Regions from separate parts of the Homo sapiens genome. Here region 1 is linked to region 2. The links are chromatin loops, found by intact Hi-C in ENCODE. Cell type or tissue: CD4-positive, alpha-beta T cell. All regions are shown on one strand.

The links. A loop is a pair of places that touch in the nucleus more often than their neighbours do. Peaks named below come from ENCODE experiments on the same cell type or tissue, not always from the same donor. Only the 100,000 strongest peaks of a DNase experiment are listed, where the experiment ranks them.
Region 1: a loop joins it to region 2, with 24 times the contacts of the local background. A loop is called at or near these places in 12 of 110 quality-filtered maps.

The regions. Positions count from the first base shown.
Region 1 is chr12:63,733,704-63,741,703 of GRCh38, reverse strand. No RefSeq gene overlaps it. Among named protein-coding and RNA genes, the nearest start is that of RXYLT1, 42 kb to the left of the region's middle. In CD4-positive, alpha-beta T cell, no CTCF peak of the experiment used is centred here; no DNase peak of the experiment used is centred here.
Region 2 is chr12:63,538,579-63,546,578 of GRCh38, reverse strand. It overlaps LOC105369797 (a long non-coding RNA gene), which reads left to right. Exons shown (of 4, transcript XR_945017.2): 4 at 959-1,104. Among named protein-coding and RNA genes, the nearest start is that of DPY19L2, 130 kb to the left of the region's middle. In CD4-positive, alpha-beta T cell, no CTCF peak of the experiment used is centred here; no DNase peak of the experiment used is centred here.

The DNA of each region.
Region 1 (8,000 bases), 200 kb before region 2:
AAATCTCACAAGATTACCAAGGATGATGATTGAGAAAGCATAGAGAGCAAAGTTATGAGTCAGAAATACAAACTTCTTGTGGAAAATGACTGAAACAAATCCTTCATACAGTATCATATTTCATGACAAAATTAGATTAAGAAAATCCCATCACATGCAGAGGAAAATAACTGTGACTTGCTAGCTTCTCTATCTTCAAATAAGCTTATGCTGAAGATAGAAAATCAAGGAAGCAGACAAAATGTTGAAAATTCCATAAGAGACTGCACGACAAAGCTGGCATATGAGGCCGTTGTGATCTTATATTTACTAATATTACTGTTCTAACAAGCTCCTCAGTGCGATATTCTGAAACATTACCATCTGGCAGAAATCAAAAGTAAATGTCTCAAAATTCACTACATACCCTGAAAGAGAATTTAAAGAGACAATTATATATTCAGTATCTTCAAATCCATGGAAATACCTGTTACACTGAATTGGTTCTAGGATATGGTACAACAATGAATTTTGTGAGGATTAAAAATGCCTTCATGGGATGGAAGATTATCATATCTCTACTTCCAATGCAAATGAGAGACTAGTTCCTAAATCACATACTATAGTATCACTATTTTGCATATACTCATGAAATAGTACTTCCAGAGACAGAAAATCAAGTTGCCCTAAAAATGACATCACGAAGGGCTCACTCGTATAAAAATGGCTGCAATAGCCTGACAGCCTTACCACAAAAGGTTACCTCAGGCAAGAAAATGATATATGTGATCATTTTACCAAATGTTTTGTCATGACATAATGAGTTGCCATTTTTCTGTTTCCTGTAACACTTTCCTTGCCCCCTCCCCTACCTACATGGTTTTTGTTCCATCAACACCTCACTTCTAGGTACCAGTAATTGAGTCAGTTTTTGCTGTGGTAACGCTGCAGAAAAACAAGCTAAATGTATTTATTTTCACAATACATGTGGCTTCAGGCTGCAGATGACTGAGGGCTGGCTCTATGTGTCTTCTCTTCTTAGTTTGGGACTTGGTCGAAAGAGCCACCTCTCACTGCACATGCTGTTCTATCATGGCAGAAGATGGGAACAGCAAGCTGTGATGAATCAAGCAATTGTGCTTAAAGTTTTTGTGCAGAATTGGCACATTGCTACTTCTGCTCACATCCTGTTGGCCAACGTGTGTCATAATATCACATGGCCAACCCCCAAAATCAAGGAGGTGAAGAGAAATACTCCTTTCATAGTGACCACCTTACACGACAAAGGGCGGGGGTGGGATATTCTATTACAAAGAGGGGCTGGGCGTGGTGGCTCACACCTGTAATCCCAGCACATTGGGAGGCCGAGGCAGGTGGATCACTTGAGGTCAGGAGTTCAAAACCAGCCTGGTCAACATGGTGAAACCCCATCTCTACTAAAAATACAGAAATTAGCTGGGCGTGGTGGTACACACCTATAATCTCGCTACTCTGGAGGCTGAGGCACGAGAATCGGTTGAGCCTGGGAGGCAGAGTTTGCAGTGAGCTGAGATTGTGCCACTGCACTTCAGCCTAGATGACAGAGTGTGACTCTGTCTCAAACAAAAACCAAACCAAAGGAAAAGAAAACCCCAAAATCAAACAGGGAGCAAGGAGTTGGAAACAATTATCTAATCTATTGTCACTTCAAAATAGTTCCTTATTTCAGGGTGACATTAGTTCATTCATTCATGAATTCAACACTTATTGAGTACCAAATATATACTGGATATTGCTCTTAGTGCTTGGACTACATCAGCAGACAAAACAGACAAAGCCTTCTCTCATGAGGTTTATATTCTAGCTGATATTTCTAAATAGAATATTGGAACCTACACTTCAGGTTTGCTTGCTATTGTCCATGAAGTTAGGTTTGGTGGTGATCTTTCACTTGCTGTTGGACTGCTCTTTTTTTTGTTTTGTTTTAAAATGATTCTACCTCTGCCTCAGCAATGCTATTTATGAACATTTTGAAGTAGGAAGTGATGCCAGATTATAATTACATGGGTTTATATATGTGAATTCTCTAAAATGTTGCCAGATGATGTTATGTAAAAATGTTAAGTATAAATTGGGAGCTGAAATAATGCCCAGAGAAATATTTGTTATCCACACTAACCAAAATTTTGAAAAAGCGTACAAAATATTATTAGAATGAAGAAGATCTAGCATTCGATAGCACAACAGGGTGACTATAGTCAATAATAATTTATTGTACATTTAAAAATAAAAGAGTAAAACTGGATTGTAACACAAAGGATAAATGCTTCAGGGGATGAGTACTCCATTTCCCTGATGTGATTATTACACATTGCATGCCTGTGTCAAAATATCTCATGTACCCCATAAATATGTACACCTATGTACCTACAAAAATTAAAAATTAAAAGAGTAACAAAACAGAGGAAGGAAAGAAACAGAAGACACCATCTGAAAAGGCAGAGATCCAGCATACAGAGAAGATGGGGAGTTAGACTTTCTATGTCCCTTCCTAAGTCATACGTTCACTCATGATTCAGTTATTTATCCAGTGCTTCTTTCGCATCTCCTACTATGTTCCCTGTTCTCTCGTAGGTGCTGGGAATACAGTAGTATGCAAAAGGGACAAATCTTGACTTCATGAAGCCTATGTTTTAGCGGAGGGAGAAAACAAGTAATTAAGTAAAATACGTAAGATGCCAGATGATGCAGCAGTTTGGAAAGTAAAGGTCATTGTCAAAATGGTGAGAAGAGTCTAATTAACTTAATGTAGTTAATAAAGAGCTTAATAAAGGTTAGTAATTAATAAAACAGTGCTTAAAGCACAAGGGATATGCTATGCCCTGGAGCTAGTAACAGGGAGGAGCTCTTAACACCTGAAAGTAAGGAGAGGGAGAAGTTACTCAGAGAAGGGAGCTGAAGGGAGAGAGCTGCTTGATAGGGAGTGTGGTCCTCACAAAAGGGAGGCAACCAGCTGGCCATGGTGGCTTACACCTGTAATCCTAGAACTTTGGGAGTCCAAGGCAGATGGATCACCTGAGGTCAGGAGTTCAAGACCAGCCTGGCCAGCATGGTGAAACCCCGTCTCTGCTAAAAAAAAAAAAAAAAAGGCACAAAAATAATTAGCTGGGCATGGTGGCACGCGCCTGTAGTCCCAGCTACTCAGGAGGCTGAGGTAGGAGAATCACTTGAACCCGGAAGGCAGAGGTTGCAGTGAGCCGAGATCACGCCACCGCCTCCAGCCTGGGCGACAGAGCAAGGCTCCATCTCAAAAAAAAAAAAAAAAAAAAAAAAGAGGGAGGCAGCTAACACACCGGGACTTGGCAGGAGCGGAGCTGGGAGAATAAATTCCCAACCTCTTTCTCTTCCCTCCTTGGATCTCGTTCTGCTGCCTTTTATTGGTCAAACCCGACAGGAAGCGGAAGGACAGCAGAGCTTGTTGATGGAGAGCATCCGGTCAGCCTCCTGGTACACGTGGCAGGGCTGAGACGGTGGCAAGTGAATATGGGGCTGGGGCTGGAAGACATCCGGGGCAGATGACGGTAAGTGCTATGGTGAAAAATAAAGTAGGAAAGAGAGACAAGGAGGAAATACGGTAAGGGACTGACATTTTGAAATAGGGGGCTCAGAGGAGGCCTAAATCAACAAGATTGTGATATTTAAGCAAAGACTTGGAGGCTGAGGAATCTGAGGAAAGAGTATTTCAGGCAAGGGAATGCAGATGAGAAGTCTCTGAAGCAAAACATTCCCTTGGGGCTGGAATGGAGTCCAGCTGCAGCCACAGCGGGGATGAAAGCAGTCAGCGAACTGCCCCAAGTGGAGCAGCTTCTGTGACCTCTCCACTTTGGGGTCTGAGTGGGCACCGCTCCTACCTGTTCTCTGCCTTGTGAGCACCTGGGAGAGACTCTTAGGGTGTAAGTGAGGAGGGGTGGTAGTGGGGCTCTATCTCTTGTGCCATGACCCTGAAGAAAAGAACCTTTGTCCTTTTGAAATGGCATCGTTTGTGTGGGATAAAACTTGAGGTTCATTGTCTAATGCCAAGGAAATCGAAGACGCTGACAAACACAAGGAGTGAGTTTAAGAGAAGAGGCTTAATAGGTGAAAGAAAGAGAAAAGAGAAAAGCTCTGTCTCCTGCAGAGAGAGATGGGTTTCCGAGTGGGTCTTCCAGTTTTGTGGTGAAATGCACGGGGTTTTATAGACGAGCTTGAGGATGCGGTGTCTGCTTTACATAGGGCCTGAGATATTGGTCGGACCAGGTGTGCTGTTTGCATAGCACACGAAGAAACTGGCCGCCCCACCCTAATCTTTTATTATACAAATGGGTTCCCTACCTGGCTAATGCCATGTTGCCTGCTTCTTTACTGTACACGTGGTTGACAAAAGGGAAGATGCAGCCTCCATGTTGAACATGCCTGGCTCCCATTGTAGCCTTTTCCTGTTGGCACAGCTGCCAGCATTCACCCGTGCGAGCTTCTAGCTTGCTTTTCTATGCTTGCAGCTTGATTTTTCAGGCTGCTCTTTGTTAGAAAAGAAATGATTTGGGGGTTGCTTTTGCATTAAAAGAGAAACCTTGCCAAGGACTCTCTTTCCCTCACTATCTGCCTTAATAATTTCTTTCTAGCTCCTGTATCACTTTCTCTCCCTCTCCCTATCTTTCAAATTTTCCTTGGTTAATAGAGGCAGATGAAGGAATAAAGCAATCTTTTAGAGATGCAATGTTTCTGACTTTTCTTCTTAATTTCTAAGCAGATTTGAAGAAAATTACCTGATTTATGTATGTATGTTTGTATTTATTTCTATTTTTTTGAGATGGAGTTTTGCTCTTATCGCCCAGGCTGGAGTGCAATGGTGTGATCTCGGCTCACTGCAACCTCTGCCACCTGGGTTCAAGTGATTCTCCCGCCTCAAGCCTCCTAAGTAGCGCCTGCCACAACATCCAGCTAATTTTTGTATTTTTAGTAGAGACAGGGTTTCACCATATTGGCCAGGTTGGTCTGCAGCTCCTGACCTCAGGTGATCCACCCACCTCAGCCTCCCAAAGTTCTGGGATTACAGGCATGAGCCACTGCACCTGGCCAAATTACCTGTTTCAGAGAAAACTATTGAGAACCTTAGAATTTTAAAATTTAACCTCCCCCCCCACCCACCCCATTCCTGTGAAGATATATGTGAGGACAGGAGGGGAGCTATAGCAAGAAACTCATCCTCTCACTTGTGCCATGGTGTGTACACCATTCTTTTCTGAAACACAGAGAACTGTACTGAAAGATATAATAACATATTTTTCGAATTGACTTTTCCATGGTGACACTAAAGTGAGTATGATAGAATTGTAAGAGGAAAAAAGCAATTCTGAGCAGTTGACCCTGTCTTTAGAGAAAATGTAGGCATTTTACTCATCTATTTTATCTGCTTAAATCATATGGATCAAATAAAATCTTAGGTACAAAGGGTGAAAATGCTTGTCAGAAGCCTTCATAAGAATAAATTACTATTCAATAGAAAGTAACGATGCTGTGACTGTGTCTAGATTTTTAAGAGGATTTTGGGTTATTATTCATGTCTCCATTGGGCCTACACAGACTTTATTATTGATCCTTCAACAGCAGGAAAATAAAAGCAGCAGAAGTGTTAAATGTATAGAAAAATTATCTTTCATGAATTATGAAGAATATTCCCATGAATAACATTACGATATGATCTGCCAGGAGAAAAGCGAGAAAGTCAGATTTTCTTGGAGTGATTTTTCTAAAACAATCATTAGTTTGATGTTTAAATGTTTTGAATTTCTGATTTCCATTTCTTTAGAATGCAGTAGAAATTACAGATTATTCCTTTACCGCCTTTTAAAATGTAAAGTCAGTCTGTAGTCTATAAATTGGGTTTCCTTTGAATCCACAACTACACTAGAGTGAAAGGTATATTACCACTTTGATTTCTGTTCAAGAAAGAAATATATTCAGTATTATAAAGAGAAATTGAAGCAGGCTGCTGGATAGTATATCTGATTTGTGACTTTCTTGGATTTGGTGACAACAGAGATGAATATTTCACTCTTAGTTTTTTAAAAAAGCTGTTGAAGTTGCATTGGCTATTAATTTTATTCTCTTCTTTCCCAGAAGAGTCTAGACTAATGCAAAATCTTCTGGAGTCATGAAAAGTAAAATGTTGTTAAAATGTCTGATTATCTGAGCGCCAGTGCTCATAAGTGCCATAAGTTGTCATTATGGAATCTGTAAACAATTAATAGAGCAGCTAACTTTCCAGAAGTTTCCTAATTCTCTTCTCATCCAGAACGATGAAATAATGCTGAGTAAATAGAGGATATGTTACATACTACTGAAACTGCATATGGGTAAGGAAGGCTGGGAAAGGATTCTGTGTTTAAAAATAAGTATGGCTGGTTGCAGTGGCTCATGCCTGTAACCTCAGCACTTTGGGAGGCCGAGGTGGGCAGATCATTTGAGGTCAGGAGTTTGAGACCGGCCTGGCCAACAGGGTGAAACCCCGTCTCTACTAAAAATACAAAAATTAGCCGGGTGTGGTGGGGCACGCCTGTAATCCTAGCTACTGGGGAGGCTGGGGCAGGAGAATCGCTTGAACCTGGGAGGCAGAGGTTGCAGTGAGCCAAAGTCGTGCCACTGCACTCCAGCCTGAGCAACAGAGTGAGACTCCTTCTCAAAAAGAAATAAGTAAATACATAGAGTAATACACTATTGTCTTGCAAACTGACACAAACCTTTTGGGCATTTATACTTCTTAGATAATTTTTTGATAGCTATAGATTATAGCTAATATTTGAAAGTATGTTTGTTGTCAACTTGACTGGGCCATGGGGTGTCCGGATGTTTGGTCAAACATTTTGGGTGTCTGTGTTTTTGGATGAAATTAACATTTAGCTTGGTAGACTGAGTAAAGCAGATTGCCCTTCTTAATGTGGATAGGCCTCATCCAATCAGTTAAGGCTTGAGTAGAACAAAAAGGCTGACTCTTCCTCAAATATGAGGGAACTACTCCCTGACTGCTTTGAGCTAGGACATTGGTCTTTTCTGGCCTTTAGACTCAGACTGAAACATTGGCTCTTCTTGGGTCTCAAGCCTGCTGCTTTCACACTGAACCTTGGCTCTCCTGGAGAGAACCTGGCTCTCCTGGTGCTCAGGACTTGGGACTCAGGCTGGAACTATACATTGGCTTTGCTGGGTCTCCAGCTTCCTGACTGCAGACCTTGGGTCTTAGACTCCGAAATTGCATGAGCAAATTACCGATTATCTGTCTGTCTGTCAGTCCGTCCATCCATCGATCCATTCGTCTGTCCATCCATCTATTTATTCTTTCATCCATCCACCCTGTTGGTTCTGTTTCTCTGGAGAATTCTGACTAATACAACACCCAAAGAAATTACACACACACACACACACACACACACACACACACACATATATATAATGTGTACATGCGTATCCCCTAGAGAAAAAGTAACTTCCTATTTTATGGATCAGGAAAGTTGAGAACATTATCCAAGAACACTTATAGAAATAGATGGACTTGGGATTTGAATCTAGGTGTGTCTGACTCCAGAGGAGACCTCTGAAGAAGACTATTATCTTTACTGGTTTGAACAATGAGCAGTTTACTTAGCAAATTGTGGATGAAATATACATGAGGAATAGTACATGAAAAAAATAATTCCTAGGGAAATTTCTATTTTGTATTTAATATTCATTCTCTTGTTCTTTAGAATATATCCTGGATCCTTAAAACAGCACAGATGAGTTAAATCTATGAATTTATTCCCAGCAAATGAGTGCTTGGGAATATGTCTGATGCATATTTGAGGGTTTAACAACTCCGCAACATGCTCTAAAAATAAAAATAACACTGCACATGCTGTACATTCACTTGTCAAATTCCTTACATCACTGTGTGAACAGTTTTGTGATTCCTGGAAATACTGACTCGAATGTTTTTCTCATTGGCCCTTACAACTCATAACAAATCCAGG
Region 2 (8,000 bases):
AAATACAAACTTCTTGTAGAAAATGACTGAAACAAATCCTTCATACAGTATCATATTTCATGACAAAATTAGATTAAGAAAATCCCATCACATGCAGAGGAAAATAATTGTGACTTGCCAGCTTCTCTATCTTCAAATAAGCTTATGCTGAAGATAGAAAATCAAGGAAGCAGACAAAATGTTGAAAATTCCATAAGAGACTGCATGACAAAGCTGGCATATGAGGCCATTATGATCTTATATTTACTAATATTACTGTTCTAACAAGTTCCTCAGTGTGATATTCTGAAACATTACCATGTGGCAGAAATCAAAAGTAAATGTCTCAAAATTCACTACATACCCTGAAAGAGAATTTAAAGAGACAGTTATATATTCAGTACCTTCAAATCCATGGAACTAACTGTTACACTGAATTGGTTCTAGGATACGGTACAACAATGAATTTTGTGAGGATTAAAAATGCCTTCATGGGATGGAAGATTATCATATCTCTACTTCCAATGCAAATGAGAGACTAGTTCCTAAATCACATACTATAGTATCACTATTTTGCATATACTCATGAAATAGTACTTCCAGAGACAGAAAATCAAGTTGCCCTAAAAATGATGTCACAAAGGGCACACTCGTATAAAAATGGCAGCAATAGCCTGACAGCCTTACCACAAAAGGTTACCTCAGGCAAGAAAATGATATATGTGATCATTTTACCAAATGTTTTGTCATGACATAATGAGTTGCCATTTTTCTGTTTCCTGTAACACTTTCCTTGCCCCCTCCCCTACCTACATGGTTTTTGTTCCATCAACACCTCACTTCTAGGTACCAGTAATTGAGTCAGTTTTTGCTGTGGTAACGCTGCAGAAAAACAAGCTAAATGTATTTATTTTCACAATACATGTGGCTTCAGGCTGCAGATGACTGAGGGCTGGCTCTATGTGTCTTCTCTTCTTAGTTTGGGACTTGGTCGAAAGAGCCACCTCTCACTGCACATGCTGTTCTATCATGGCAGAAGATGGGAACAGCAAGCTGTGATGAATCAAGCAATTGTGCTTAAAGCTTTTGTGCAGAATCAGCACATTGCTACTTCTGCTCATATCCTGTTGGCCAACCCCCAAAATCAAGGAGGTGAGGAGAAATACTCCTTTCATAATGACCACCTTACACGACAAAGGGTGGGGGTGGGATATTCTATTACAAAGGGGGGCTGGGCGTGGTGGCTCACACCTGTAATCCCAGCACATTGGGAGGCCGAGGCAGGTGGATCACTTGAGGTCAGGAGTTCAAAACCAGCCTGGTCAACATGGTGAAACCCCATCTCTACTAAAAATACAAAAATTAGCTGGGTGTGGTGGTACACACCTATAATCTCGCTACTCGGGAGGCTGAGGCACGAGAATGGCTTGAGCCTGGGAGGCAGAGGTTGCAGTGAGCCGAGATTGTGCCACTGCACTTCAGCCTAGATGACAGACTGAGACTCTGTCTCAAACAAAAACCAAACCAAAGGAAAAGAAAACCCCAAAATCAAACAGGGAGCAAGGAGTTGGAAACAATTATCTAATCTATTGTCACTTCAAAATAGTACCTTATTTCAGGGTGACATTAGTTCATTCATTCATGAATTCAACACTTATTGAGTACCAAATATATACTGGATATTGCTCTTAGTGCTTGGACTACATCAGCAGACAAAACAGACAAAGCCTTCTCTCGTGAGGTTTATATTCTAGCTAATATTTCTAAATAGAGTACTGGAACCTACAATTCAGGTTTGCTTGCTGTTGTCCGTGAAGTTAGGTTTGGTGGTGATCTTTCACTTGCTTTTGGACTGCTCTTTTTTTTGTTTTGTTTTAAAATGATTCTACCTCTGCCTCAGCAATGCTATTTATGAACATTTTGAAGTAGGAAGTGATGCCAGATTATAATTACATGGGTTTATATATGTGAATTCTCTAAAATGTTGCCAGATGATGTTATGTAAAAATGTTAAGTATAAATTGGGAGCTGAAATAATGCCCAGAGAAATATTTGTTATCCACACTAACCAAAATTTTGAAAAAGGGTACAAAATATTATTAGAATGAAGAAGATCTAGCATTCGATAGCACAACAGGGTGACTATAGTCAATAATAATTTATTGTACATTTAAAAATAAAAGAGTAAAACTGGATTGTAACACAAAGGATAAATGCTTCAGGGGATGGGTACTCCATTTCCCTGATGTGATTATTACACATTGCATGCCTGTGTCAAAATATCTCATGTACCCCATAAATATGTACACCTATGTACCTACAAAAATCAAAAGTTAAAAGTAACAAAACAGAGGAAGGAAAGAAACAGAAGACACCATCTGAAAAGGCAGAGATCCAGCATACAGAGAAGATGGGGAGTTAGACTTTCTATGTCCCTTCCTAAGTCATATGTTCACTCATGATTCAGTTATTTATCCAGTGCTTCTTTCTCATCTCCTACTATGTTCCCTGTTCTCTCGTAGGTGCTGGGAATACAGTAGTATGCAAAAGGGACAAATCTTGACTTCATGAAGCCTATGTTTTAGCAGAGGGAGAAAAACAAGTAATTAAGTAAAATACGTAAGATGCCACATGATGTTTGGAAAGTAAAGGTCATTGTCAAAATGGTGAGAAGAGTCTAATTAACTTAATGTAGTTAATAAAGAGCTTAATAAAGGTTAGTAATTAATAAAACAGTGCTTAAAGCACAAGGGATATGCTATGCCCTGGAGCTAGTAACAGGGAGAAGCTCTTCACACCTGCAAGTAAGGAGAGGGAGAAGTTACTCAGAGAAGGGAGCTGAAGGGAGAGAGCTGCTTGATAGGGAGTGTGGTCCTCACAAAAGGGAGGCAACCAGCTGGCCATGGTGGCTTACACCTGTAATCCTAGAACTTTGGGAGTCCAAGGCAGATGGACCACCTGAGGTCAGGAGTTCAAGACCAGCCTGGCCAACATAGTGAAACCCTGTCTCTGCTAGAAAAAAAAAAAAAAAAAAAAAAGGCACAAAAATAATTAGCTGGGCATGGTGGCACGCGCCTGTAGTCCCAGCTACTCAGGAGGCTGAGGTAGGAGAATCACTTGAACCCGGAAGGCAGAGGTTGCAGTGAGCCGAGATCACGCCACTGCCTCCAGCCTGGGCGACAGAGCAAGGCTCCATCTCAAAAAAAAAAAAAAAAAAAAAAAAAAAAAAAAAAAAAAGGGAGGCAGCTAACACACTGGGACTTGGCAGGAGTGGAGCTGGGAGAATAAATTCCCAACCTCTTTCTCTTCCCTCCTTGGATCTCGTTCTGCTACCTTTTATTGGTCAAACCCGACAGGAAGCGGAAGGACAGCAGAGCTTGTTGATGGAGAGCATCCGGTCGGCCTCCTGGTACACGTGGCAGGGCTGAGACGGTGGCAAGTGAATATGGGGCTGGGGCTGGAAGACATCCGGGGCAGATGACGGTAAGTGCTATGGTGAAAAATAAAGTAGGAAAGAGAGACAAGGAGGAAATACGGTAAGGGACTGACATTTTGAAATAGGGGGCTCAGAGGAGGCCTAAATCAACAAGATTGTGATATTTAAGCAAAGACTTGGAGGCTGAGGAATCTGAGGAAAGAGTATTTCAGGCAAGGGAATGCAGATGACAAGTCTCTGAAGCAAAACATTCCCTTGGGGCTGGAATGGAGTCCAGCTGCAGCCACAGCGGGGATGAAAGCAGTCAGCGAACTGCCCCAAGTGGGGCAGCTTCTGTGACCCCTCCACTTTGGGGTCTGAGTGGGCACTGCTCCTACCTGTTCTCTGCCTGTGAGCACCTGGGAGAGACTCTTAGGGTGTAAGTGAGGAGGGGTGGTAGTGGGGCTCTATCTTTTGTGCCATGACCCTGAAGAAAAGAACCTTTGTCCTTTTGAAATGGCATCGTTTGTGTGGGATAAAACTTGAGGTTCATTGTCTAATGCCAAGGAAATCGAGGATGCCGACAAACACAAGGAGTGAGTTTAAGAGTAGAGGCTTAATAGGTGAAAGAGAAAAGAGAAAAGCTCTGTCTCCTGCAGAGAGAGATGGGTTTCCGAGTGGGTCTTCCAGTTTTGTGGTGAAATGCACGGGGTTTTATAGACGAGCTTGAGGATGCGGTGTCTGCTTTACATAGGGCCTGAGATATTGGTAGGACCAGGTGTGCTGTTTGCATAGCACACGAAGAAACTGGCCGCCCCACCCTAATCTTTTATTATACAAATGGGTTCCCTACCTGGCTAATGCCATGTTGCCTGCCTCTTTACTGTACACGTGGTTGACAAAAGGGAAGATGGAGCCTCCATGTTGAACATGCCTGGCTTCCATTGTAGCCTTTTCCTGTTGGCACAGCTGCCAGCATTCACCCGTGCGAGCTTCTAGCTTGCTTTTCTATGCTTGCAGCTTGATTTTTCAGGCTGCTCTTTGTCAGAAAAGAAATGATTTGGGGGTTGCTTTTGCATTAAAAGAGAAACCTTGCCAAGGACTCTCTTTCCCTCACTATCTGCCTTAATAATTTCTTTCTAGCTCCTGTATCACTTTCTCTCCCTCTCCCTATCTTTCAAATTTTCCTTGGTTAATAGAGGCAGATGAAGGAATAAAGCAATCTTTGAGATGCAATTTTCTGACTTTTCTTCTTAATTTCTAAGCAGATTTGAAGAAAATTACCTGATTTATGTATGTATGTTTGTATTTATTTCTATTTTTTTGAGACGGAGTTTTGCTCTTATCGCCCAGGCTGGAGTGCAATGGTGTGATCTCAGCTCACTGCAACCTCTGCCACCTGGGTTCAAGTGATTCTCCCGCCTCAAGCCTCCTAAGTAGCGCCTGCCACAACATCCAGCTAATTTTTGTATTTTTAGTAGAGACGGGGTTTCACCATATTGGCCAGGTTGGTCTGGAGCTCCTGACCTCAGGTGATCCACCCACCTCAGCCTCCCAAAGTTCTGGGATTACAGGCATGAGCCACTGCACCTGGCCAAATTACCTGTTTCAAAGAAAACTATTGAGAACCTTAGAATTTTAAAATTTAACCTCCCTCCCCACCCACCCCATTCCTGTGAAGATATATGTGAGGACAGGAGGGGAGCTATAGCAAGAAACTCATCCTCTCACTTGTGCCATGGTGTGTACACCATTCTTTTCTGAAACACAGAGAACTGTACTGAAAGATATAATAACATATTTTTCGAATTGACTTTTCCATGGTGACACTAAAGTGAGTATGATAGAATTGTAAGAGGAAAAAAGCAATTCTGAGCAGTTGACCCTGTCTTTAGAGAAAATGTAGGCATTTTACTCATCTATTTTATCTGCTTAAATCATATGGATCAAATGAAATCTTAGGTACAAAGGGTGAAAATGCTTGTCAGAAGCCTTCATAAGAATAAATTCCTATTCAATAGAAAGTGATGATGCTGTGACTGTGTCTAGATTTTTAAGAGGATTTTGGGTTATTATTCATGTCTCCAGTGGGCCTACGCAGACTTTATTATTGATCCTTCAACAGCAGGAAAGTAAAAGCAGCAGAAGTGTTAAATGTATAGAAAAATTATCTTTCATGAATTATGAAGAATATTCCCGTAAATAACATCACGATATGATCTGCCAGAAGAAAAGCAAGAAAGTCAGATTTTCTTGGAGTGATTTTTCTAAGACAATCATTAGTTTGATGTTTAAATGTTTTGAATTTCTGATTTCCATTTCTTCTGAATGCAGTGGAAATTACAGATTATTCCTTTACTGCCTTTTAAAATGTAAAGTCAGTCTGTAGTCTATAAATTGGGTTTCCTTTGAATCCACAACTACACTAGAGTGAAAGGTATATTACCACTTTGATTTCTGTTCAAGAAAGAAATATATTCAGTATTATAAAGAGAAATTGAAGCAGGCTGCTGGATAGTATATCTGATCTGTGACTTTCTTGGATTTGGTGACAACAGAGATGAATATTTCACTCTTAGTTTTTTAAAAAAGCTGTTGAAGTTGCATTGGCTATTATTTCTACGATAATACCTTTCCCAGAAGAGTCTAGACTAATGCAAAATCTTCTGGAGTCATGGAAAGTAAAATGTTGTTAAAATGTCTAATTATCTGAGCGCCAGTGCCCATAAGTGCCATAAGTTATCATTATGGAATCTGTAAACAATTAATAGAGCAGCTAACTTTCCAGAAGTTTCCTAATTCTCTTCTCATCCAGAACAATGAAATAATGCTGAATAAATAGAGGATATGTTACATACTACTGAAACTGCATATGGGTAAAGAAGGCTGGGAAAAGATGCTGTGTTTGAAAATAAGTATGGCTGGTTGCGGTGGCTCATGCCTGTAACCTCAGCACTTTGGGAGGCCGAGGTGGGCAGATCATTTGAGGTCAGGAGTTCGAGAGCAGGAGAATCGCTTGAACCTGAGAGGCAGAGGTTGCAGTGAGCCAAGGTCGTGCCACTGTACTCCAGCCTGAGCAACAGAGTGAGACTCCTTCTCAAAAATAAATAAATAAATACATAGAGTAGTACACTATTGTCTTGCAAACTGACACAAACCTTTTGGGCATTTATACTTCTTAGATAATTTTTTGATAGAGATAGATTATAGCTAATATTTGAAAGTAGGTTTGTTGTCAACTTGACTGAGCCATGGGGTATCCAGACGTTTGGTGAAACATTTTGGGTGTCTGTGTTTTTGGATGAAATTAACATTTAGCTTGGTAGACTGAGCAAAGCAGATTGCTCTTCTTAATGTGGATAGGCCTCATCCAATCAGTTAAGGCTTGAGTAGCACAAAAAGGCTGACTCTTCCTCAAATATGAGGGAACTACTCCTCCCTGACTGCTTTGAGCTAGGACATTGGTCTTTTCTGGCCTTTAGACTCAGACTGAAACATTGGCTCTTCTTGGGTCTCAAGCCTGCTGCTTTCACACTGAACCTTGGCTCTCCTGGAGAGAACCTGGCTCTCCTGGTGCTCAGGACTTGGGACTCAGGCTGGAACTATACATTGGCTTTGCTGGGTCTCCAGCTTCCTGACTGCAGACCTTGGGTCTTAGACCCAAAATTGCATGAGCAAATTACCGATTATCTATCTGTCTGTCTGTCCATCCGTCCATCCATCCATCCATTCATCTGTCCATCCATCTATTTATTCTTTCATCCATCCACCCTGTTGGTTCTGTTTCTCTGGAGAATTCTGACTAATACAACACCCAAAGAAATTACACACACACACACACACACACACACACACACACACACACATAATGTGTACATGCGTATCCCCTAGAGAAAAAAGTAACTTCCTATTTTATGGACCAGGAAAGTGGAGAACATTATCCAAGAACACATATAGAAATAGATGGACTTGGGATTTGAATCTAGGTGTGTCTGACTCTAGAGGAGACCTCTGATGAAGACTATTATCTTTACTGGCTTGAACAATGAGCAGTTTACTTAGCAAATTGTGGATGAAATATACATGAGGAATAGTACATGAAAAAAATAATTCCTAGGGAAATTTCTATTTTGTATTTAATATTCATTCTCTTGTTCTTTAGAATATATCCTGGATCCTTAAAACAGCACAGATGAGTTAAATCTATGAATTTATTCCCAGCAAATGAGTGCTTGGGAATATGTCTGATGCATATTTGAGGGTTTAACAACTCCGCAACATGCTCTAAAAATAAAAATAACACGGCACATGCTGTACATTCACTTGTCAAATTCCTTACATCACTGTGTGAACAGTTTTGTGATTCCTGGAAATACTGACTCGAATGTTTTTCTCATTGGCCCTTACAACTCATAACAAATCCAGGAAGCTTCTGAGAGACTCTCTTAATGGAAATCATCTTTTAAAATGAAGAAGCTTTATCGATTAAAATAAAACAGCAAGCTCCAAACATGTGGCTCTTAGTTTTAGGTTTTATCAATACTTGTATGGCTTAGGCAAGTTTATGCATATTACTCTGATGAAGAATTCATTTTCTAGTAACAGA